Regions from separate parts of the Homo sapiens genome. Here regions 2 and 3 are each linked to region 1. The links are chromatin loops, found by intact Hi-C in ENCODE. Cell type or tissue: endothelial cell of umbilical vein. All regions are shown on one strand.

The links. Hi-C counts contacts between places; a loop is a spot of excess contacts. Peaks named below come from ENCODE experiments on the same cell type or tissue, not always from the same donor. Only the 100,000 strongest peaks of a DNase experiment are listed, where the experiment ranks them.
Region 2: it touches region 1 in a loop (12-fold over the local background); 6 of 110 quality-filtered maps call a loop at or near these places.
Region 3: a loop joins it to region 1, with 3 times the contacts of the local background. A loop is called at or near these places in 2 of 110 quality-filtered maps.

What each region holds. Positions count from the first base shown.
Region 1 is chr5:75,233,350-75,241,349 of GRCh38, forward strand. ANKRD31 (ankyrin repeat domain 31) reads right to left here and starts at 3,529. Exons shown (of 26, transcript NM_001372053.1): 1 at 3,234-3,529. The coding sequence starts at 3,337. It overlaps LOC124901006 (a long non-coding RNA gene), which reads left to right and starts at 3,689. Exons shown (of 2, transcript XR_007058823.1): 1 at 3,689-4,017; 2 at 7,388-7,539. RefSeq lists an enhancer at 3,250-3,419 and a silencer at 3,470-3,769. In endothelial cell of umbilical vein, a CTCF peak has its summit at 3,540; a DNase peak (open chromatin) is centred at 3,622; H3K4me3 peaks cover 962 bases.
Region 2 is chr5:76,170,293-76,178,292 of GRCh38, forward strand. All of the region lies in intron 2 of SV2C (synaptic vesicle glycoprotein 2C), which reads left to right. It also overlaps the pseudogene RAP1BL. Among named protein-coding and RNA genes, the nearest start is that of SV2C-AS1, 91 kb to the left of the region's middle. RefSeq lists an enhancer at 5,819-5,898. In endothelial cell of umbilical vein, a CTCF peak has its summit at 4,969 (motif pointing left); a DNase peak (open chromatin) is centred at 4,959.
Region 3 is chr5:75,599,271-75,607,270 of GRCh38, forward strand. It overlaps POLK (DNA polymerase kappa), which reads left to right. Exons shown (of 15, transcript NM_016218.6): 15 at 1-8,000. Among named protein-coding and RNA genes, the nearest start is that of ANKDD1B, 8.2 kb to the right of the region's middle. In endothelial cell of umbilical vein, no CTCF peak of the experiment used is centred here; a DNase peak (open chromatin) is centred at 4,421.

The sequences.
Region 1 (8,000 bases):
ACCATGCCCAACCAGGTTTTGCCATTTCTTTGGGTCTTCATTTCCTTATGAGGACTCCTGTGTCCCATAAAACTTATTTTAAATTTACATAAGTTTTAATATTTAAAGTATTTAATCTATTTCATATTTAATTCTTAGGCTTAACCAGGGCCCTATGAGGAGAAAGGCAGAATTTCTGCCCCTACTAAAATCTTAATTAAAAATAAAAAACTAATATAAATATGTTAATATTCTAATATGTAAACGTAAAAATTTAACATTATGCCAATAAAAGTACCAATAAGGGCCGGGCACAGTGACTCATGCCTGTAATCCCAGCACTTTGGGAGGCTGAAGTGGGGAGATCACTTGAAGTCAGGAGTTCGAGACCAGCCTGGCCATCATGGTGAAACCCCATCTATACTAAAAATACAAAAATTAGCTGGGCATGGTGGTATGCGCCTGTAGTCCCAGCTACTCAGCAGACCCAGGCAAGAGAATGGCTTGAACCTGGGTGGATGGAAGCTGCCGTGAGCTGAGATCATGCTACTGCACTCCAGCCTGGGTGATAGAATGAGACTCCGTCTCAAAAAAAAAAATAGTCCAGATTCTTTCCTAAGGAAATTATTTTTAAAAACCCCAACAATTTATGCTTAAGGAAATTATCTCAGAGTTATTTGCAATAACAAAAAATTAAAAACAAACTAAATGTTTTGTTTTAAAATCATATAATGCTTCAACAAATTATCCCTTTATGACAGAAAACTATCAATAATTTAGGGAAGAATTTTAATGACATTGCAAATGTTTAAAAATAATGTTAAGCGAAAACTGTAAACTTGTACAAATTGATTCAAACTTTGTAAAAGAATTATAGGTGCACACACAAAAGCCTACATAGAAAGCTGGAAGAAAATATACCAAAGTCTTAATACAAGTAGAATTAGGTCAGATTTCTATCTCATTCATGCTTCTTTTTATTGCTCATGTTTCCTATAGTGTTCCTGAATAGACAATATATTTATATGGTTCAAAATTCAAAAACCAGTATAGACTAGCCCTGATTACTCATGCTCATAGTCCTCACTACTCAGGGAGCTGAGGCAGGAAGATCACTTCAGCCTAGGAGTTAGAGGCTTCAGTGAGCTATGACTGCACTATTGCATTCCAGACTGGACAATAGTGTAAGATCCAGTCTCCAAAACAAACAATATAATAGGGTATGTAGTAAAATATCTCTCTGTCCCCTCAAATATAAGCTTTCTTTCCCACAGGCAACCAAGGTGTTTGATTGTTTTGTAATTCTTTCAGAGATATTTTCTAAGTGTATATATGTTGGAAGACAGAGGTAACACTATTTTCTAAAAACAGAAGCACTGTGTCAAAGAGTATATGTGTTTGTAATCTTGATAATTGAAATTTTTTGAGTTTTGTATTATAATTATATCTTTCTTCCTCTACAGTTATAAAAGAATCCCTTTTTGGCTTCTTGTAATACTTTTTGGTTTTTTTTTAACATTTACATCTTTGATTCATATGGAATTTTTTTGGAGTACAGTGTGAAATATGGATTCAACTAAACTATTTTCTACATACATCCTTCATCATCCCAATATCATTTTTTGAAAAATCCCATCATTTCCTCGCTGGTTTGAGATGCCACCTCTGTAATACACTAAATTCCCATATGTATGTGATTCTATTTTGGGGGTTTTTATGCTGTTTATTGATCTGTCACTTTATGTGCCAGTATCATATTTAAAATATTTTATATCAGAAAATATTTTAATATCCTATAGGTCATTACCTCCTTATTGTTCTTATTTTTCAGACTTTTCCTAATTGCTCTTATTTATTTTACGATATAAACTTTGGAATCAGTTGTCTAGTTCAACAGAAAGTCTTGCTGGTACTTTTTTTTTTTTTTTTTTTTTTGAGATAGAGTCTCACTCTGTCGCCCAGGCTGGAGTGCAGTGGAGTCATTTTGGCTCATAGCAACCTCTGCCTGTTTCTCATTACAACCAAAAACTCCGAATGAATATTTTTTAAAAACTACTCGAGAACCTTGAAAAGTAAACAATAGCAGGTAGATTGGGGACTGAAGTTGAAATCTTAATAACAACCCATTTATTGACGAGTTTCAGTTTGTTTTCGGTTTTTTGGTTCTTTTTTGTCTTTCAGCTTTGAACCATCCAGTGGGCACAGACAGTAAACCTATTTTTATCCAGAAGACCAAGGAAAATGACCCCTGCATGCCAGAAGGTATAGGACAAAGCCCAGGGCTTTATGTTGCTTTCTCTCTCACCTCCCAGCCCTGCCCCAAGGCTGGCCCTAGCCTCAGAGCAGACACCAACCATGGCAACTGGGGAACATAAAACTCAAGAGAAAGTGTCTACCAGAGGAACTGGGAAAAGGGATCGGTATTGCCTGAAAAGTGTGGACAGAATCCCCCTTTTTTCTCTCTTTTCTTAACTCTGTGCTAAAGGCTGTCCCCCTTGTAAGGAACTGCTGTATAGTGAAAAGGCTAACACTCAAAGAAACCTGTCTTTCTGATCATATGAACTGGCAAGTGGGTATGATGAGGAAAGGGGGCAGGAGAATCCTGGAGAAGAGAGAGAGGGAAAGGAGAATGACCTAATTCTGTGTACGATCCAACTTAAGTCCCAGACACAGCCCTGAGCACATATGAAGCAGACCTAGTGGCCTCATCCCTGCCCTCTTTTCCCTGTGTCTAGCACAGAGAATATGTTAGAGAAAGGTTTCGATAACCTGAAATACCGACTTTTTTGGATTCGTATAAAACTATTCGTTTCCAGTTTGGCAGGGACCAGTTTCCCCATCACACATTCTTTTCTTGAGAGAAACTGTTACCCATTTTCCTAGAACTGAGCTACGAGTCTCTTGAAGCAAAATGAAGTCTCCTGAAACAAAATGCAGTTAAGTTCAGACCCAAGATCTTTTTTGCTTGTGCAAAAAGACTTAAAGCCCCCAAAAGGAAAGCCTTTTGAAAAATGCTATAAAGCCACCTAGTACAAACCTCATTTTATCCCTAGCTGGTTGGGGGTAGGTGGGAACAGACTGTGTTTGCTTATTTACAAGCTCTCAGCTCAGGCACGGCTGCCCCACAAGGCTCTGATCCTGCCCACAAGCACATGTTCTGGTCACGATCTCCACTCAAAACTCTGACCCCCTCAGAGGGCACCTGGGCCGCCCTGGCGCGAGGGTTCAGGCACTGTGGCCCTAATGATGGTCACCTTCTCCAGGGCAGCTCCTTTTCTTCCAGGTCGCTCTCCGTCACTGAACCCTCTATCACAGTTTCATCACTGTCCCAGTCTGGGGCCTGGACGCCTTCCTCCATCTTTGCCTCACATTCAAAGTCTTTTTTACCCTCCTCTAACTCCCTCTTGCCCGCAAACAAAAAAACGCTTTGAGGGCCAGGGGAAATTGTGAATTAAAAATAAAAATAATATAATCGCAGCAGGAGCCGGGACTTGTCGCAGGGCTGCTGAGGAGGACGCAGGCGGCCGCGAGCGCGGCGGGGTAGCAGTCTGCGAGGCGGCCCGCGGGTCCCGCCGCTCGTCGCAGACAGGGGGCAGCCGCTCGCCACACGACGGAGCCCTGCGCAGCGCTCGGCCCCGCCCCCAGCTCCCGTGGCCGGAAGTGGGAGGCCGCGCGCGCGCGCGCAGGCCTACTCTGGGCGTGGCCTGCCGCTGCGTGTTTTTTTCACGGTTTCTCATTCTCGGTCGCTAGGCTTTGAGGGTGCTGGGGTTGCTGCTGCAGAGACCAGAAAGGCAGGCGTGGCGCACCCAGAACTCAGACCGAGCCTGCTTAACACCCTTGGCCGGGAGGGTGACCTGCCATGCACCTGATGCTTGTGAGCCCCAGATACGGGAAGAGCTGTCAGCTCCTGCCCGCCCCAGCAGCCCTGGCATTCTGGAGCCAGAATGCGACCTTAGACCTAAAGAGAGTTTTTGCAGCCCACCAAGTGCTTCCTTTCCCTTTAATCCCTTGACAGCCTCTCCTCAAGTGTCCTCTGAGGTAGACAAAACAGATACGTTTATCAGAAGTTTTAGCTCATCAACTAATCTCAGTGATGTATTTTGCATTTTTTTTTTCTCTCAACAACGCTTTGGTTACCTGAAATACAGATTATGCAGGAAAGGCAGGATAAATGCTTTATTTTTTCCTCTTTTATCAATTTTTATAATAATAGTAATGCCTAGCAACCTCCAAAAGTAGTCAATTGCGTTTTAATGAAGTACTAGAATTTTATATATTTGATGTGTTTCAGTCTAGTTGAACATTTTTAATTCAAACTAATTCAAAACAAAGCCAAGTGAGCTTCCACTTGCCAAGTGAGAAGAAGATTCAAGAAAAGACCAAGTTGTTTTCCCATAGCAAGTGTTTAGTATTCACCTTGGAGTCTCCAGCATCTAGCACATATAAAGTCTAAGTTTTGTCATAAATGGATGGAGCTAGAGATTTCTGACTTCCCAATTCATTGCCCTTTTCACTATATGGAGTAGCTTTGCCATTATTATCATTATTATTATTTTGTGTTTTTACTATGTATATTCAAGCCACTGCTATTTAAAATGCTTGATTGGTGATTATCTTCTAAACTTAACTTGAGGCTGGGGGTGGTGGCTCTACCTGTAACCTCAATGCATTGGAGGCCGAGGCAGGAGGATTGCTTGAGACCAGAAGTTCAAGACCAGCCTGGGCAACATGGTGAGACCCCTATCTCTGCAAAAAATTTGTTTTTAATTAGCAGGGCATGGTAGCATGGGCCTGTAGTCCCAGCTACTCAGGTTGAGGCGGGAGGATCGCTTGAGCCCAGGAGTTTGAGGTTATAATGAGCTATGATTGAGCAAACGCACTCCAGCCTGAGCAACAGAGTCATACCATGTCTCAAAAAATAAAAAAATAAACTTACTTGAATAAGTAACTTACTTAAATAAAATTCCTCGCCTCAACTCTGTAAATTAGGCAGAGCAATAATAAATATGCAAAGAACTAGACCTCTTTTTTATTTTTTTTAACAGTAGTCCATTTATACCCTCCGTGTCTAAATCAGACCTAAATTCCTATCACCTTTCCTGCTCACCCACTGTTTAATTAATTCATTAGCGCATTCTTCTGTGTTGCCCAAGCTAATCTCCAACTCCTGGGCTCAAGCTGTCCTCCCACCTCACCCTCCCAAATAGCCGGAACTACAATCTCATGCCACTATGCCCACTTCACCCATTCTTTTAATTATCCAACTCTGCTTTCACAGGAATTGGGGGATGCATACCCAGTAAATGGTGGTGAGTGGCTCCATTTGCCCCAGAGGGAAAGATGACTCCACTAGTAACAGTACTTGCTCCAAACAGCTGGTAACAAGCTAAGTGCAATAAGTCCTCACTTAATGTCTGTCGGTAGGGTCTTGGAAACTGCAACCTAAAACAAAATGACTTACAAGGAAACCAATTTTACCATTGTCTAATTGATATATATGAGAGTTAAGTTCTTACAACATATTTCTGGTCACAAAAACATTACCAAACTTGTAAATAAACACCAAAACACCTTTACTATTAAACATTGAAATAAACGTGAGCTATATATATATTTATTAAATATATATATTTAAGAAATATCTTAAATATATATCAGATATTTATTAAATATATATTTAATAATAAATATTTAATATATTTAATAAATATCTAAGATATATATTTAAGATATTTCTTAATATATTTAATATATATAATAAATATCTAAGATATATATTTAAGATATTTCTTAATATATTTAATATATATTTAATAAATATATATAAGAAATGTCATATATATTTAAGAAAGATTAATAAAAATATATATATTTAAGAAAGACTAATAAAAACAAATAAGATAATTATTTACCTAGTCATTCCAGTTCAGGGTTGAGAGTGGCTGGAGCCTATCCTGGCAGCTCAGGGCTCAAGGCAGGAGCCAACCCAGCACAGGAGGCCATTTCATTGAAGAGCGTGCTCACTCACACACACACACTCATTCTGAGACCAGTTAGATAAGTCAATGAGCCTAACATACACATCTTTGGGATGTGAGAGGAAACCAGAATACCTGGAGGAAACATGCTGACATAGGGAGAACATGCAAACTCCACATACACAGTGGCCCTGGCTGGGAAGTATAATAATTTTCTTCCCTCATCAGTGTTGAAACACCATTGAAATAAATGTTATTCGAGGATCTGCTATAGATAAATTCACATTCTTCTGGGCCTGAAATTCACATTCTTTTTAAAAATGCTTTCTCTTTTGGCGGGAAAAAGTCAGTTATTTTTGCATCATCTGTTCTCCTTTTATTTAAGAGAGTTGCTAAGATTCAAAGAATGAAAAAGAAATGGCAGAGATGAGCCTCATAAATGCCAGTGTGATTTTAAATAAACCTTTTTTTGTTTGTTTTTATGAAATCCAAAGTTTCAGTGCAGGACAGAGGTGGAAAAATGAACAGAAGATCTGTTTTAGGAAATCTAGGCTGCAGTACAATTCATACTGGTTTAAGCAGGGTGAGTTGAGTCATGTAATTGAACCAAGGAGAGGTTTCCCAGGTATTTCAGGAATGGCAGGAATCAGGTACTGCAACTGTGTTTCAAAGGAAATAGAGCTCAGCTTTCTTTTGAATTAGTTTGAATTTTCAAATAGATTAAAACATCGCCGAGTATGTAAAAATCTGTAAACATTATTATTAAAAAATAATAATTGGCTACTTTTGGAGGTTGCTAGACACCATTTATTATTCTAAAATTAATAACGATAAAAAGACTTTATCCTGCCTCTCCTATACACTTTATATTCAGAATAACCATAGTTAATGAGGGGGAAAAAAAATTTTTTTTTGAGACGGAGTTTCGCTCTTGTCGTCCAGGCTGGAGTGCTATGGCGCGATCTTGGCTCGCTGCAACCTCCCACCTCCCGGGTTCAAGTGATTCTCCTGCCTCAGCCTCCCAAGGAGCTGGGATTACAGATATGTGCCACCTCACCCGGCTAATTTTGTATTTTTAGTAGAGACGGGGTTTCTCCATGTTGGTCAGGCTGGCCTCGAACTCCTGACCTCAGGTGATTCACCCACCTCGGCCTCCCATAGTGCTGGGATTACAAGCTTCAGCCACCACGCCTGGCCATAATTTTTAAGAAATGTAATTAAATTTTACTTGGTCTACTCCATTTGGGCTATAATCTTACAAGAAAAATGTCCTCTTGGGGAATTATTGTTGTAAAGGTGAATTTAAAATTTTTTTTTGATGTTTAAAAAGAAAAAGAAGGCTCATTATTTTGTGATTACACAATATATTTTGCTTTTATAATTAAGATTCTTCGCTGCCTATAGCTTCATATTATTTATTTCCTATCCAGGTTACTTTGGATCCTAGAACTGTAAGAGATGAGACTTTCATGGAAGATTTGATTTATCATAACACAATATGAATCTCTAAGAGACTAAATCCAGCAGCCACTTTCACCTTAGTAATATTTCTCCCCAAAATAAAACTATATGAAGTATTTCACCAAGTATTCCATGATAAGTATTTTAAAATACACTTTCCCGACAGGGCACAATGGTTCATGTTTGTAATCCCAGCACTTCGGGAGGCAGAGATGGGAGGATCACTTGAGCCGAGGAGCCTGGGCAACATAGAGAGACCCCCATCTCTACAAAAATAAAAATAAATTAGCCAGAAGTGGTGGCGCACATTTGACCCAGGTACTCGGGAGGTTGAAGCAGGAGGATCCCTTGAGCTCAGGAGTTGCAGTGAGCTATGATTGCACCACTGCACTCCAGCCTGGGTGACAAAGTGAGATCCTGTGTCAAAAAAAAAAAAAAAAAAAAAAAATACACTTTCCAAAAGAATCATTTTCTCAAAGACTTAGACTTTTTTTTAAACAAAAATAAGTTACTAATCCATTAACCCAAGCAATTCACATGTTTGGCACAAATTAAAGCTGTCATGTAAACTTTTTTAATGGA
Region 2 (8,000 bases), 940 kb after region 1:
GACCAATTACATATGATTAAAATTACTTCCCACATTCACATCCACAGTACTCGTCCACCATTTAACATCTCAACCAAAACGTTACACATGTGAAACAATCACTAACAGGCAAAAATACTAAACCTGTATATTTGGTATTGCAAATACACTTATGCATGAGCAAGCAAGGGATTCACAGTGAGAATCTACAGCTGCAGAAGCCTGAAAATGATTTACAAAAATTGTTAAATCATTAAAAAATTGTTTGAAAATATACACTTCTTGTTGTAGACCCCCACTGTACACACGACTATAAACATTGTTCCCTATGTAAACAAAAAAAGGAAACATATAATAAGAGATTTGAAAAGTCTGGACATTTCCTTCCCAACAGATATTAAAGGCAACGTCTTTAATCTAAGACATTATACTGAAAGGACTATCATATTTTAAAGACAAGATCACTGTCTCCACAGGTTTTTTAAAAATTAAAAAAACTGAGAAGGCTCGAAGGCGCCGCGGGCTGGGGTCGGTGGCTTAGGGAGCCCGTCCGGCCATGGTGGCCGCGGGTGGTGGTTGGCGCGGCTGCGCTGCGGCCCGGGGCAGTGCGGAGCCGGGACAGTCGCGGCGCTGACGCCCGCGGGCCCCAGCTGCAGCTATGAAGCGGAGCCGCTGCCGCGACCGACCGCAGCCGCCGCCGCCCGACCGCCGGGAGGATGGAGTTCAGCGGGCAGCGGAGCTGTCTCAGTCTTTGCCGCCGCGCCGGCGAGCGCCGCCCGGGAGGCAGCGGCTGGAGGAGCGGACGGGCCCCGCGGGGCCCGAGGGCAAGGAGCAGCCGCCTGCCTTGGCCTCCCAAAGTGCCGAGATTGCAGCCTCTGCCCGGCTGCCACCCCGTCTGGGAAGTGAGGAGTGTCTCTGCCTGGCCGCCCATCGTCTGGGATGTGAGGAGCCCCTCTGCCTGGCTGCCCAGTCTGGAAAGTGAGGAGCGTCTCCGCCCGGCCGCCATCCCATCTAGGAAGTGAGGAGCGCCTCTTCCCAGCCGCCATCACATCTAGGAAGTGAGGAGCGTCTCTGCCCGGCCGCCCATCGTCTGAGATGTGGGGAGCGCCTCTGCCCCGCCGCCCCATCTGGGATGTGAGGAGCGCCTCTGCCCGGCCGAGACCCCGTCTGGGAGGTGAGGAGCGTCTCTGCCCGGCTGCCCCGTCTGAGAAGTGAGGAGACCCTCTGCCTGGCAACCACCCCGTCTGAGAAGTGAGGAGCCTCTCCGCCCGGCAGCCACCCCATCTGGGAAGTGAGGAGCGTCTCCGCCGGGCAGCCACCCCGTCCAGGAGAGAGGTGGGGGGGGGGTCAGCCCCCCGCCCGGCCAGCCGCCCCATCCGGGAGGGAGGTGGGGGGTCAGCCCCCCCGCCCGGCCAGCCGTGCCGTCCGGGAGGGAGGTGGGGGGGTCAGCCCCCCGCCTGGCCAGCCGTGCCGTCCGGGAGGGAGGTGGGGGGGTCAGCCCCCCGCCCGGCCAGCCGCCCCGTCCGGGAGGTGAGGGGCGCCTCTGCCCGGCCGCCCCTACTGGGAAGTGAGGAGCCCCTCAGCCCGGCCAGCCACCCCGTCCGGGAGGGAGATGGGGGGGTCAGCCCCCCCACCCGGCCAGCCGCCCCGTCCGGGAGGGAGGTAGGGGGGTCAGCCCCCCGCCTGGCCAGCCGCCCCGTCCGGGAGGGAGGTGGGGGGGGTCAGCCCTCCGCCCGGCCAGCCGCCCCGTCTGGGAGGTGAGGGGCGCCTCTGCCCAGCCGCCCCTACTGGGAAGTGAGGAGCCCCTCTGCCCGGCCAGCCGCCCTGTCCGGGAGGGAGGTGGGGGGGTCAGCCCTCCGCCCGGCCAGCCGCCCCGTCTGAGAGGTGAGGGGCGCCTCTGCCCGGCCGCCCCTACTGGGAAGTGAGGAGCCCCTCTGCCCGGCCAGCCGCCCCGTCCGGGAGGGAGGTGGGGGGGTCGGCCCCCCGCCCGGCCAGCCGCCCCGTCCGGGAGGGAGGTGGGGGGGGGGGTCAGCCCCCCCGCCCAGCCAGCCGCCCTGTCCGGGAGGTGAGGGGCGCCTCTGCCCGGCCGCCCCTACTGGGAAGTGAGGAGCCCCTCTGCCCGGCCAGCCGCCCCGTCCGGGAGGGAGGTGGGGGGGGTCAGCCCCCCCGCCCAGCCAGCCGCCCTGTCCGGGAGGTGAGGGGCGCCTCTGCCCGGCCGCCCCTACTGGGAAGTGAGGAGCCCCTCTGCCCGGCCACCACCCCGTCTGGGAGGTGTGCCCAACAGCTCATTGAGAACGGGCCAGGATGACAATGGCGGCTTTGTGGAATAGAAAGGCGGGAAAGGTGGGGAAAAGATTGAGAAATCGGATGGTTGCCGTGTCTGTGTAGAAAGAAGTAGACATGGGAGACTTTTCATTTTGTTCTGCACTAAGAAAAATTCCTCTGCCTTGGGATCCTGTTGATCTGTGACCTTACCCCCAACCCTGTGCTCTCTGAAACATGTGCTGTGTCCACTCAGGGTTAAATGGATTAAGGGCGGTGCAAGATGTGCTTTGTTAAACAGATGCTTGAAGGCAGCATGCTCGTTAAGAGTCATCACCAATCCCTAATCTCAAGTACCCAGGGACACAAACACTGCGGAAGGCCTCAGGGTCCTCTGCCTAGGAAAACCAGAGACCTTTGTTCACTTGTTTATCTGCTGACCTTCCCTCCACTATTGTCCCATGACCCTGCCAAATCCCCCTCTGTGAGAAACACCCAAGAATTATCAATAAAAAAATAAATTAAAAAAAAATACAAAAAAAAAAAAATTAAAAAAACTATATAGCTGTGTTAATCAAAGCGCTTATTTTGTACAATAATAATGACCTTGAATTTCTTAAAAAAAATTACAATAAGCTACAAGTATCAAAGAAGCGAAGTTATCTGGAGTAGTCTATATAGGAGCTCTTTGGACTTTCTTTTATTATGCTAAAATAGTGGTGCTTTTAGGATTTACATTATTGTACTCTCCAATACAAAGTATGGGGCATGTTAAAGTATACAGTACACCATTTTCATACATGTACAACATTGGTGGATGAAGAATGTCTCTTAGCAGTAATACTGGATGTAGCCTCTGGTTTTACCAGCTGCATACTCTAGGACTATTATATAAGTAAAAATCTCTCTTGTGATACTGGAAAGTGATTAGAATGTGCAAACTGATATAGTAGCTTTCATCCGCCTCTTAAAGGGTACCACCACAGGAAAGTCCATTTAAGATGTTGGTAGGTTTAACAAAGTTGGAATGCTGGCACTGTTGAATTGGGCAACAGTTCTTCAGACCTGGCTCAGAGCTACAATGCATTTAGTATATTAAAGCAGCTGACATGATGACTTTTTGCGAGCCTTCCCAGGCACTGGAGTTTTTCTGTTAATTTGCCGCACTAGGTCATAAAAGATCTCATTAACATTTATTTTTGATTTTGCAGAAGATTCTAAGAATGCACAGTTGTTCCATTGTCTTGCTAGATTTTGACCTTGTTCCTTCCCTACAACTCTTTCATCTTCCAAGTCACACTTATTACCAACAAGAATCATTGGAACATCATCAGTGTCTTTAACTCGAAGAATCTGTTCTCTCAGGTCTTGTAAATCGTTAAATGTGGACTGTGCTGTGATGGAATAAACTAATGCAAACCCTTGTCCATTTTTCATGTATAAATCCCTCATTGCTGTAAATTGCTCCGTTCCTGCAGTATCCAAGATTTCAAGCATACACTGTTGTGCATCTACTTCAACTTGCTCTCTATAAGAATCTTCTATCGTAGGATCGTATTTTTCTACAAAAATTCCTTGAACAAATTGTACAGTCAAAGCAGACTTTCCAACGCCTCGTGAGCCAAGAACGACTAGCTTATACTCACGCATGATGCAAGCTTGTCAAAACCTAGTACTCTGCGAACCTCTCACGCTGTCACCGGGTCTCTGCAGCCAGCGTCGCCCCGTGCTCCCCGCGGGTCGCTACTCTAGGCGCCACGGCGGTCCTGCCGCTGCCGCGCCGCTCCGGCTGGTTTACACGCCTGAATCTGGGCGAGGTTTTCTCAATCCTATTTTATGAAATCCATCTGCCTCTGGTGTTTATGTTGGGGTGGGAGTTAATAATGAAAGAGCAAAATAATCTCATAATGTACTTGTTCCCATCAGGCCTGCAATGTGTGTCTCTGATGGAACAAGAAAGAGAGAGATCCTGAATCTTCTTTGCCATGGCACTGCCACTCCCACCTCGGGCCCTAAGCACAGACGATGCTATAGACCAGGAATCACCAAGCTTGTCTGTGAAGGCCCAGATAGTGAATACGTCAAATTTTTTAGGCCACCTGTGGTCTCTATCACATTTTCTTCTTTACTGTAGCCATTTTAAAAAATGTAAAAAAGAATGCTTAGCTTGTACGCTGCACGAAAGCATAGTTCGTGGACCCCTGCTACAAACCTGCACATTCTTTGTTACTAGCTAAGAATATGTCTCCAAATGTGGACATGGTCTCCTATCCTGATAAGCAAGGGTCCTCCTGTTCATCTAGCCCAACGCTGATGCTGGAGGCAGGCTTTGGCTCCTGCTTCATGCCCTCTTGGCCAGCACAAGTGCTGATACCCTGTTTACTGCTGTTGCTGTGAATGTTAAAGTCTCAGAGCCAAGAATCTCATGTGTTCTGCTGGCACCCGTGAGCCTGGCGGTCTAACTGACTAAATTTCAGGTAAGGTGAAATCTCAGACCCCTCACAGTTCTTGAGAGAGGCAGAAGGGGAAGGGAAGGAGAGGGGGCATGGTGAGAGATACCAGAAAAAACACTACACGGAAAAGAGATGACCCAAATGAAGAGGTCAGTTCCCCAACCCCTACGCTGGCCTGGTGTTTAAGTCCAGTTTCCATGTTGGCCTTCACAGAATCAGAGCTCTTCTTTGCTAGATAAAGTGTGGGGGAGTCTTTGGCTCCCCCTGGAGGCTAGAGTTTGCCAACGACAGGTAGGACCTGAAACACAATATGAATTGCTCTTTACTGTAAAACAAAAGGAAAGCTGACCATGACGAGATTTTACTCAAATGGCCCAGGGGTTAGGTATAATTCAATTAAAAAGGGAATTTGTCCTTTAAAGTAGGGGGATATATATATATGGCTTTAACTAAAAAGAAAAATGGACACAGAATCTAACAGTGAATGTTTAGGTATTAGTGACAGTCATCATTGTTAAAGTGCAGAGAGAAAATTAGATCTAACACAGAAGAGTAACATGGTGCTAAAATTTCCCCCATATCCCAGACAACTTCCTGTTTGCAGCTCGATGTGCTGATGAGATACTTTTAACACGAATCCTGAGGGCAGTGGACCTTAGAAAAATTATCATCTACAATTGTATGTTAAATTGCTAAGTAATTAAGATGTAAGATCTAGAAAATCACATACAATTTATTTCCAACAGCTGAAATTAGAACTTTCTAAATAAAAGCTAACCATACAACCCAAGGGTTTAACAAGTCAGAGTCTGTTTGGGAAAGCCAGCGTGTGTGTCCCCGAGAGGTGGATTGCAATCAGTAATAAAGGCATGAGTCCAGCCCTGTCAGATCTGTCTGACAGCCCCCACTGCACTCTGTCAGAATCTCCGCATGGGGATGGGTCAGGTTGCAGATGGTGACAGCATCATCCGAAAGTCTATGAGAAAGTGAAGGTAACACAAAGCCCTGGGATCCCTACCTTCCACACTGCTCTGCTTATCTGCACACACAGCTGTGAGGCTCCAGCCAGGCCCCCAGGAGCAATTTGTTATTTGTGACAACCTTGTGTGCATGGTGTTCTCCCTCACCCCCCACCCCAACACACACACAGGGAGCCAAAGTTTACTACGTTTAGTCTAAGTTGGGTTTTGAGATTTAAATGTTCAAGACTTAAGTGATTACCGATGGGGAAAATAGGAAGTGGCCTGGAGGTTCTCAGTTCGGGGGAGAATGGTTGTGCAAATAGAAAACCATGGTAGTGAATCTGCTACCCAGTTTTCTAAGAAGAGCTGCGGTTTTGTTTCATCCTGTCTCAGAGCTTTATTAATCAGCCATATTGTAGGTGACATGCTCCAGGACACACAGAATTTATGTCCTTGTGCTCTTTCCTCTAAGAGCTAATTAATGTATTTTTATTGGTGAGAAAGTTCACTCCACATATTTCTTCTCCTTGCATCATGATCAATTCTCCAATCTTAAAACCAAATCACCCACCACCACCACCCATAAACACCCTCTGCTTCAATCCTGGTCCCCATTTACTTAATTCCTATCTTTCCCCTACTTTTAAAATCTATTCATTAAAACAAAACAAAAGCCAAAAACATCTTTCCTGGGATTGCCTGGAGAAGACTTGACAGGACCAAGAGGGAAAACTTTCTAACCCCCAATCACTGTTTAGTTTATGGCTGGAATTATGGGGGAAAAGTAGAATGAGGTTGCTTTTGATGTTCTTTTGAAATGATTTGCAGCATTGAAAGAAATATTAGCAATTAAGCCATTTTGATTTTCTTTAAAACTGAAAGTAGAGGCCGGCAAGGTGGCTCACGCCTGTAATCCCAGCACTTTGGGAGAACGAGGTGGATGGATCACAAGGTCAGGAGATCGAGACCATCCTGGCTAACATGATGAAACCCCGTCTCTACTAAAAATACAAAAAATTAGCCGAGCACGGTGGCGGGCGTCTGTAGTCCCAGCTACTCGGGAGGCTGAGGCAGGAGAATGGCGTGAACCCGGGAGGCAGAGCTTGCAGTGAGCCGAGATCACGCCACTGCACTCCAGCCTGGGCGACAGAGCGAGACTCTGTCTCAAAAAAAAAACAACAAAAAACAGAAAGTACAGAAGTGTATATATTTAATAATCAATTATATTAATCAATATATTATATATTAATATATACAAATAATATATACAAATATATTAATCTGTATATATGATTCTTAATGCTGTATTTCTTATAGTCTGGGTATCCCAGTGAATGAAATATTTTCAGCAGTGTTTTGGGAAGTACAGAGATCTTCCCTTATATGTTCCAGGACCCGCTAGTGATACCTAGAATCGCAGATAGTACCGTCCCCTATATATACTGTTTTTTCAATATATACATACCCATGGTAAAGTTCAACTTACAAATTCAGCATAGTAGGATATTAATAACAATAACTGATAATAAAATAATAAACTAGAATAATTATAACAATATACTATAATAAAAGTTACCTAAATATGGTATTTCTGTCTCTCAAAATAACTTAATATTTTCAGACCATGGTTGGCTGCGAATAACTGAAACCACTGAAGGCAAAACCGCAGATAAGGGGGAACTACTGTATGCTATTCCAGATATGTGTTATTATGTCCCAAACTATCCAAAATCTTAGTGGCTTTAAACAATAGCCATTTTATTGTATCTCACACTCCTGTGTGACTTTGGAACTTGGACAAGGCTTGGCTAGGTGATTCTTCTGTTCTTGGTGGTTTAAACAGAGGTCACTCAGTGGTATTTTGCTGGAGGGTCTAAGATGACTGACATCTGGGCAGGAATGGCTGAAAGATTGTTTTCTTGTTCTGTTCCTCTAAAATACCAGTTCCTCTTAGATATTTATGCTTTGTTTGTTCACTGTGCTGATATAGAGGAGATTTCTCTGAAAAGAAAACCATACTTTCATTGTTTATAATTATGCTTAAACTTAAGAAGATAAATACATTTTTCATAAGTCTGTTTCTCATGCATTTTGGGCCCAGTGGGGACAGTAGGTGAGAGCACCTATCTGTGACCTCTTCAGCATATCAGTCTCAGGGTAGTCAGATGTACAGATGGGGCCTCAGGGCTCCAAAAGCAAGTGCTATGGTAGACAAGGTGGAAACTGCATGGCCTTTTATTACCTAATCTTGAAAGTCACATAGCATCACTTCTGTCATACACTATTCATTCAAGCAGTTACCCAGAATCAAGGAGAGGCAACATAGACTTCACCTTTTCATGGG
Region 3 (8,000 bases), 370 kb after region 1:
TAATTGCAACATGAAGTTGGAAGCCATTTTCTGTTACTTCTTTAAGGAGCTAAATCTTTTATATTTTTGTTTTCTCTCCCCTTGCGTTTCATATTTTAGCTTATGATCTAAATATATATTTTGTATATTATAATATTTTAGGAATAGCTTAATTAAGAACTCACAGACTTTGACAAAGTGGTAACTAGACTTTTAATTACTAGATTCTTCAAATTAGGCTTAATGCCTGCTAGCATGCCAATCCAATCCCATGACTGATGTTATTATACACTATGGCAAATACAAAGTTGTAGTATTATGGTTCTTGATGGTGTGATTTACTTATGTAAATTATGTACAAATTTAAGTTCAATGAAACACTGATTTAATGTACTGAAAGGTAAATAGTACCATAGTGAATTATTTTCTGTCTTGCCTTAGGTTTATTTTTATTATCTTCAATATTAGAATAAATGCTAAATTATTTTCATTTAAGGATTTATGTAGTTGAATATTATCATTTAGTAATATTTAATCATTTGAAATAAAATTTAAAGCTTTAATTGATCTAATAGAGATGGTTTTCTACTTTTCCACTCTTCCTCCCTCTTATGCCTTCACTTTTGTTTTCTGTGCCCAGAATTTTCTTCACATTCTTTACTACCTGTTTTGTCTATTATATCCAACCCATTTTCTTTTTATTATAATTTTGATTTGGGGCATTTGAAGAAAATACAGCAAAACTACAAGAACTGGTAATAAGCATGCATAATCTCACCTACTTAGTGAACCTAATATAAACCTAATATAAAGAACCACCGTATTTGCAATATATATAACTGGTGAAAAACTAGTGTCCAGAATATATAAATGATCCCTATGAATCAGTAAGAAAAAGACAGTCAATAGAAATTTGGACAAAAGACTTTATATGGCATTTCAAGTGAAAGGAAATCCAGATGACCAAGAAACATGAAAATATTCCCAGCCATATTAATATTTGAGAAGTAAAAAATAAAACTACAAGGAGGTATTACATCTTTACCTTATTTGCAAAAATGAAATGATCTAATGATACTAAGTTTTGGTGATGATGTCAGCTCTTACATTGAAAACAATCACTGTGGAAAAATTTGTCCCTCAGTAAATTTAAAGATAAACATGCTCAAAACCTAGCAATTGCACTCTGAAGTATACATCTTTGCAGGTTATCTTTCATTACAGTTATTTTTTTCCCTGTCAGGACCCTAACTAATACAATGCCTTGGGAAAACTAATGAACATGTATCCTAGGAAGCATGTACAAGAAAGTTCTTCCCAGTCAGGAAGGTGGCCAAGAAAAAAATTTTTTAATGTTCATAGCAGCACTGCAATATCCAAAAGTTAGAAATGAACCAAATATTCAGCAATGGTAGAATGGTTAAATTGTACCATGGCATTTATATTGAAACAGTAGAATTCTACACAGTGGTGAAAATGAAGGAAATAGCTAACCACAACATAGATGAATATCACAGACATAGCATAGAGCAAAAGAAGCAAATCACAGAAGGATGCCATCAACATGATTCCATTTGTATAAAGTTTAAAACAGTATAAACTGAACAACTATATTGTTTTAAGGGTATATAGTTATATATATGAGATACAACTGTAAAGAAAAGCAAGTGTTTTGCTGTCCCCAGAACCAGAATAATGATTTCCTCTGTGGAGAAGTACAGCAGTGTGATTGGGGAGTGGCACCTGGTGCTTCTGGGATGCTGGCAATGTTCTATTTCTTGTCTTGGGTGGTGATTGCATGGATGTTCACTTTTAAAATACTCTTTATACATATATATTTTATATATTCTTGTTCATATATAACCTTTATAATAAAGAGAAAAAAATGGCAAAAACTGCTTTCGTTAACAAGATGATATTTTCCTCCAACTCTGCAGGCTAGCTAATTTCAATCGAGAAAAAAATACATTTTTTTCTTCTAGAACCTTGCTGAACACAGCAAGAAAGAGCCATCCCATGCAAAATTTTTAGTTTTTCTCCTAGCATTTCCCCTAAGGCTACAGCCTCAATCAGTATTTGGTCTTCTTTCCAAAGACAGCTGTTGACAGTTAGACCAAATATTTTTTTGCCGTTTGTGATGGTTAATATTGAGTGTCAACTTGATTGGATTAAATGATGCAAAATATTGTTCCTGGGTGTGTCTGTGAGGGTATTGCCAAAGAAGATTAACATTTGAGTCAGTGGGCTCAAGAAGCAGATCCACCCTCAATCTGGTTGTGCACCATCTAATCAACTGCCAGCATAGCTAGGATAAAAGCAGGCAGAGGAAGGTGGAAGGACTACACTGGCTAAGTCTTCTGGCCTCCGTCTTTCTCCTGTGCTGCATGTCTTCTGCCCTTGAACATCAGACTCCAAGTTCTTCAGCTTTTGGACTCTTGGACTTCCACCAGTGATTTGCCAGGGACTATCAGGCCTTCAGCCACAGACTGAAGGGCTGCACCATCTGCTTGTCTGCTTTTGAGGTTTTGGGACTCAGACTGGCTTCCTGGCTTCTCAGCTTGCAGACTGTGGGACTTCACCTTGTGATTGTGTGAGTCAATTTTCCTAAGAAACTCCCCTTCATATATACATCTATTAGTTCTGTCCCTCTAGAGGACCCTAATACACCACCAAACAAGTCACCAGTTTTCCAGTCTGTGGTATTTGTGTCCCCACTCCCTAAATTCTTCTCTCCAACCCTAAGTCAATTTGTTATATTAGGCTTTGTTATTTGCAGTACCCTATTTCTGTATCAGTTCAGTCACAAGCTTCCTGGTGCCTCTTCCTTGTTGAGTCACATGGGGACATGCTTAATTCTCCCAGAAATGTGTGACAGCATGTGCAAAATATTGCCAACCAAGGAAGCTCAACCAATCCTTGGTGTCCAAGGTGTTTACTGGAAGTCAGTCACATAGGCATGCATCACCCATGTGACTGACCTTACCCGTTGAGTCTCAAGACCCCAGGGGTGTAGTGATACCTCATGGCCCAGGGCTTCAGCCATTCAAAAACAGACATTCGCCATGATTCATACTGTTAGCATAAACTATCTCGTCAAACTAACAAAATGCAGCCCAAGGCCTCAGGCATACTAGAACACTATTATCAAACTGGAAATTCCACGAGCTCAGGTCATTTCCCAGGAGCTAGTCAAGGAAGGGCCAGTACGTGAAGACACCTCTCTTTGAAAAGTGCAGGGCTGGAGTAACCTGAGGCTGCTAGGTTAACCCTTTACTGCATTAATGTCAAATTATTAGAATTGTATTCAAATAAAATATAAAAAAGAAAGATCACTTAGAGTAACTTTTTCCTGCCTCACTTGAATAATGCAGAGACACTTCAAATTCGTAACATGTTTAGGGGGTCTCAAGGAGGATGGGCTATGCGTTTTGAATATATGCATATAAAACAACAAATGACATAGGCCTAATAATTTCTTTGCATGTGTATAATCCTCTCTTCAATGTAATTCAAAGGTCTCTTTTTTAATATCAGTCTTTACATTGTCCCTGTAATATAGAGCTATACACCTTTCCTCAATCTTTTGTGATAGTAGGAAAAGTAGCATTATAAGAAGTATTTATAAATTTAATTCACTCCACCAGAAATGTTTTATTTTAAAGTTAGCATGGGACTTGTGGTATCCGCAAGGTCAGTGTCCCCACTGAAGAAGTGGCCTTCTAGAGTAAGAAGTTTCAGCATCAACATGGGTAATGGAAGCCATATAACAGAACTTAAGAAGGAACTTTGTGCTAAGAAAATGTAGACAGTGGTTATAGGCATATATGTAAGAAGGCTGTAAGTTAAAGGCAAGAGAGATGTAGCAATTAATAGGAGATATTTTTTCTGCCATCATTAACAAATGTATTTGTTTACTACTCCTTACTTTTTAACTCATCCACCTTGTATCCACTGCTACCTCTGCCAACCCTGTATCTGTTACTGAATTCTGTCTACTCTTGTAGGGCCTCTTGAAAATGAAAATATCCATTTGTTTCCATCTCTTTTGTCAAGCCCTTATCAGTTGTCTAAACTCTTGACTTTCCAACTGATTTGTCAGTTTTCCCTGCTCTAAACCATCTTATGCATTTTTTACAGATTAGCTATAAACAGCATTCCCATAATAGCACTCTCATGTCAAAAAAAAAAAAAAAGCAGTTTTCAAAAGCTCTCAACTGTCTCCAAGATTTAGCAGTGGAATGAGTAGGAAAAGGGAGTGATTTTTAGTGTATGATTATTTATGTGGTGTAAATGCTCCCACCATGACAGATTTCAAGTTATGTGATGTCAGCCAGTTCACAAAATTCCTGAAACTTTAACAGCTCTTGCAAGCCAATACAAGCTAGCTCCTATATATCACTGTCCATGATGCACTCTAAACACTGGCTTGGCATTCAGGGTTTCCTGAACAGACCAAGCTGTTTCTCCTTTCTGGCATCTGTGCTCCATTGTTCCCTCTGCCCAGAATATGCTTCCTGAATGCCCCTTTTCTCTCTCCCACCTACATAATTACTCATCTTTCAACTCAGCTCAAGGGCCACCTTCAGAAAAGTGTTCCTTGCCCTCTGGAAAAATTGATCAGTCACTATTTTTTGCTCCTGTTTCCCTACAAAGACCCTGAAACATTCTTTGCATGGCCCCCGATGTTGGTTTCTCCCTACCAGATTGTAGGCCCCAAGAGATCCTGGGCTATCTTTCACTTATCTCTGAATTCCAAGTATGAAGTGTATGGCCTGGCACACAGTAGATACGGAGAGTCATTTGTTGACATGTAAATGAATAAATAGTATGTGTCCAAAAGTGTTTACTACTATCTTATTGTTTTTATCTGGGAAGACAGAATGGTGGCTAAGGGCTGCTGTCACACTGGGTCCTAAAGAGTGGACATTCCAGAAAGAGACAATTGCATTTATTTCCCTTTATTAGATAATGGCTTGCTTTATACATGTTTTATTATTATACTGTGTCGTTTTGGAGTGGCTTGGGAGTATTTGGAAGAAGGCTTAAAATATGACTATTAACCTGGGGCTAAAAAAAACTGTTTTTGAGGAAATATTTCATTTAAAAAAATCATACCTGGTGTACCTGGTGCTGAACTGTTGTTTTTAGAGACAAGGTCTCACCGTCACCCAGGCTGAAATACATTGTCATGATCATAACTCACTGCAGCCTGGAACTCTTGGGATCAAGATCCTCTCATCGCAGCTTCCCAAGTAGCTGGGACTACAGGCTGGTGCCATGATGCCCAGCTAAGTTTTTGTATTTTTTTGTTGAGATAGGATCTTGCTATGTGGCCTAGATTGGTCTTGAACTCCTGGCTTCAAGCATTCCTCCTTCCTCAGTCTCCCAAAGCTCTGGGATTAACAGGCATCAGCCACCATGCCTGGCCCTGGTACTGAATTTTCTTTGAAGTAAGGTTCCATTTTGAAAAGCAGTGATATATTTGAACACACTTTGTGTTGGTAGGATTTTAGTAAACCTCACAGAGAGGTGATGCTTATTTCCCTGGAGAAAAAACTGTTCTTTAATTGTATAATTAAGGACTAATCGCTTTTGCTTTGTAATACATAACTGAATTAAGTTGTTCAAGAAAAACTCAAATGACATCATGGTGACTATTGGCAACATGATTCCATTTATTAAGCAAACCATAATATTGAACTGTTCCCCTTACCAGTACGAGGTAATTGTGATAGTCTTACTTTGTAACTGCTGCTGTCTACAGAATGCTCAGGGAGATTAAAGATAATTCAGAGGCAAATGGTACTAACCCTTCTAACCTCAGCCTGTAAAGTGTAGTATGATTTCAAACTCTTTCCTGTATACACATACACACACACACACACACACACACACACACACACACACACTACCTCTGCCAACCACATACCTATCATTGAGTTCTGTCTACTCTTGTAGGGCCTCTTGAAAACACTTCTTTCCATTTCTTTTATCAGGTTCTTATCAGTTGTCTAATATCTGGCCTTCTAACTCATTGCTTAGCTTTCACCAGTTTCTTTCCCTGCTTTAGATCATCTTGTGCATTTTTGTAGACAATACTTTCCTAATATCACTCATGGTCTTGGGTGTCTATGGAGAGAGTGAGAGAGAGAGAGATTCCCTAAATTGGAGACAAAAAGGAAAAAAAAGTTGGGTCACTTCTAGGATCAAATCTAGTTCTCTTTTATGAAGGCTCAAAAGTTTTTTCCCTCTCAGAATATGCTAAACTTCAAATGTGATCTCTGAAACCATCCGCAAGTCTGAGATACGCCATGGTTTTTTGGGTTTTGCTAGCAATTCTGGGCAGAGATCCTGGTTGTCCTTCAACATTCTACTTTTCTGCCATATTATTAGAATTTTAGCTTGGCACATGATCACCCAGAATAGACTAATGTATTTCATCAATTCTTTATAAACCACTAAGAAATAATACCTAAGATAGGGAGTCTAACAGGTTACCACTGCATAAATATGGGACACCAAGGTTTATACCTTCAGAGCAAGGATAAAGGAGAAATCTTCCATGAAGAAAGAGGGAGCAAAGTGTAGGGGTGGGTTGCCCCTACACACCTGTGGGTGTTTCTCGTAAGGTGGGACGAGAGATTTGGAAAAGAAAAAGACACAGAGACAAAGTATAGAGAAAGAAATAAGGGGAACCGGGGAACCAGCGTTCAGCATATGGAGGATCCCGCCAGCCTCTGAGTTCCCTTAGTATTTATTGATCATCTGTGGGTGTTTCTCAAAGAGGGGGATGTGTCAGGGTCACAAGACAATTGTGGGGAGAGGGTCAGCAGACAAACACGTGAACAAAGGTCTTGGCATCATAGACAATGTAAAGGATTAAGTGCTGTGCTTTTAGATATGCATACACATAAACATCTCAGTGCTTTACAAAGCAGTATTGCTGCCCGCAGGTCCCACCTCCAGCCCTAAGGCGGTTTTTCCCTATCTCAGTAGATGGAGCATACAATCGGGTTTTATACCGAGACATTCCATTGCCCAGGGACAGGCAGGAGACAGATGCCTTCCTCTTGTCTCAACTGCAAGAGGCATTCCTTCCTCTTTTACTAATCCTCCTCAGCACAGACCCTTTACGGGTGTCGGGCTGGGGGACGGTCAGGTCTTTCCCTTCCCACGAGGCCATATTTCAGACTATCACATGGGGAGAAACCTTGGACAATACCTGGCTTTCCTAGGCAGAGGTCCCTGCGGCCTTCCGCAGTTTTTGTGTCCCTGGGTACTTGAGATTAGGGAGTGGTGATGACTCTTAAGGAGCATGCTGCCTTCAAGCATCTGTTTAACAAAGCACATCCTGCACCGCCCTTAATCCATTCAACTCTGAGTTGACACAGCACATGTTTCAGAGAGCACGGGGTTGGGGGTAAGGTCACAGAATCTCAAGGCAGAAGAATTTTTCTTAGTACATAACAAAATGGAGTCTCCTATGTCTACTTCTTTCTACACAGACACAGTAACAATCTGATCTCTCTTGCTTTTCCCCACAGCAAAGCAATTTGCATGCTCAGCCTTGGCACTGGTTGGAAGGAGGGACTGCCAGTGAGAATTTGAACCATAAACCAGTACACATGTAGGCTTGTAATCTGAATTCACACAAATGGTATCATCCTAAAGAGCTCAAGCAGAAAATGTAATTAAAGTGAGGTTAGTATTGCCCCTAGTGACTGGCAGAAGCATATGCAAATCCTCTATGGAAGAACTCAACTTCAATTCAGGCAGACAACTTAGTATCTCAATTAAAAAGATGTGATAATGTGAAAAATAGGTGTTACAGAATTGATGACTACAATGTATCTCCCATCCTTGAAGCTCACACCCTCCCAGCTAGGGGTAGCCATGTGACTGAGTTTTGACTAATGGGATATAAAAGGAAGTACTGGCCGGGTGCGGTGTCTCACGCCTGTAATCTCAGCACTTTGGGAGGCCAAGGCGGGTGGATCACCTGAGGTCAGGAGTTCGAGACC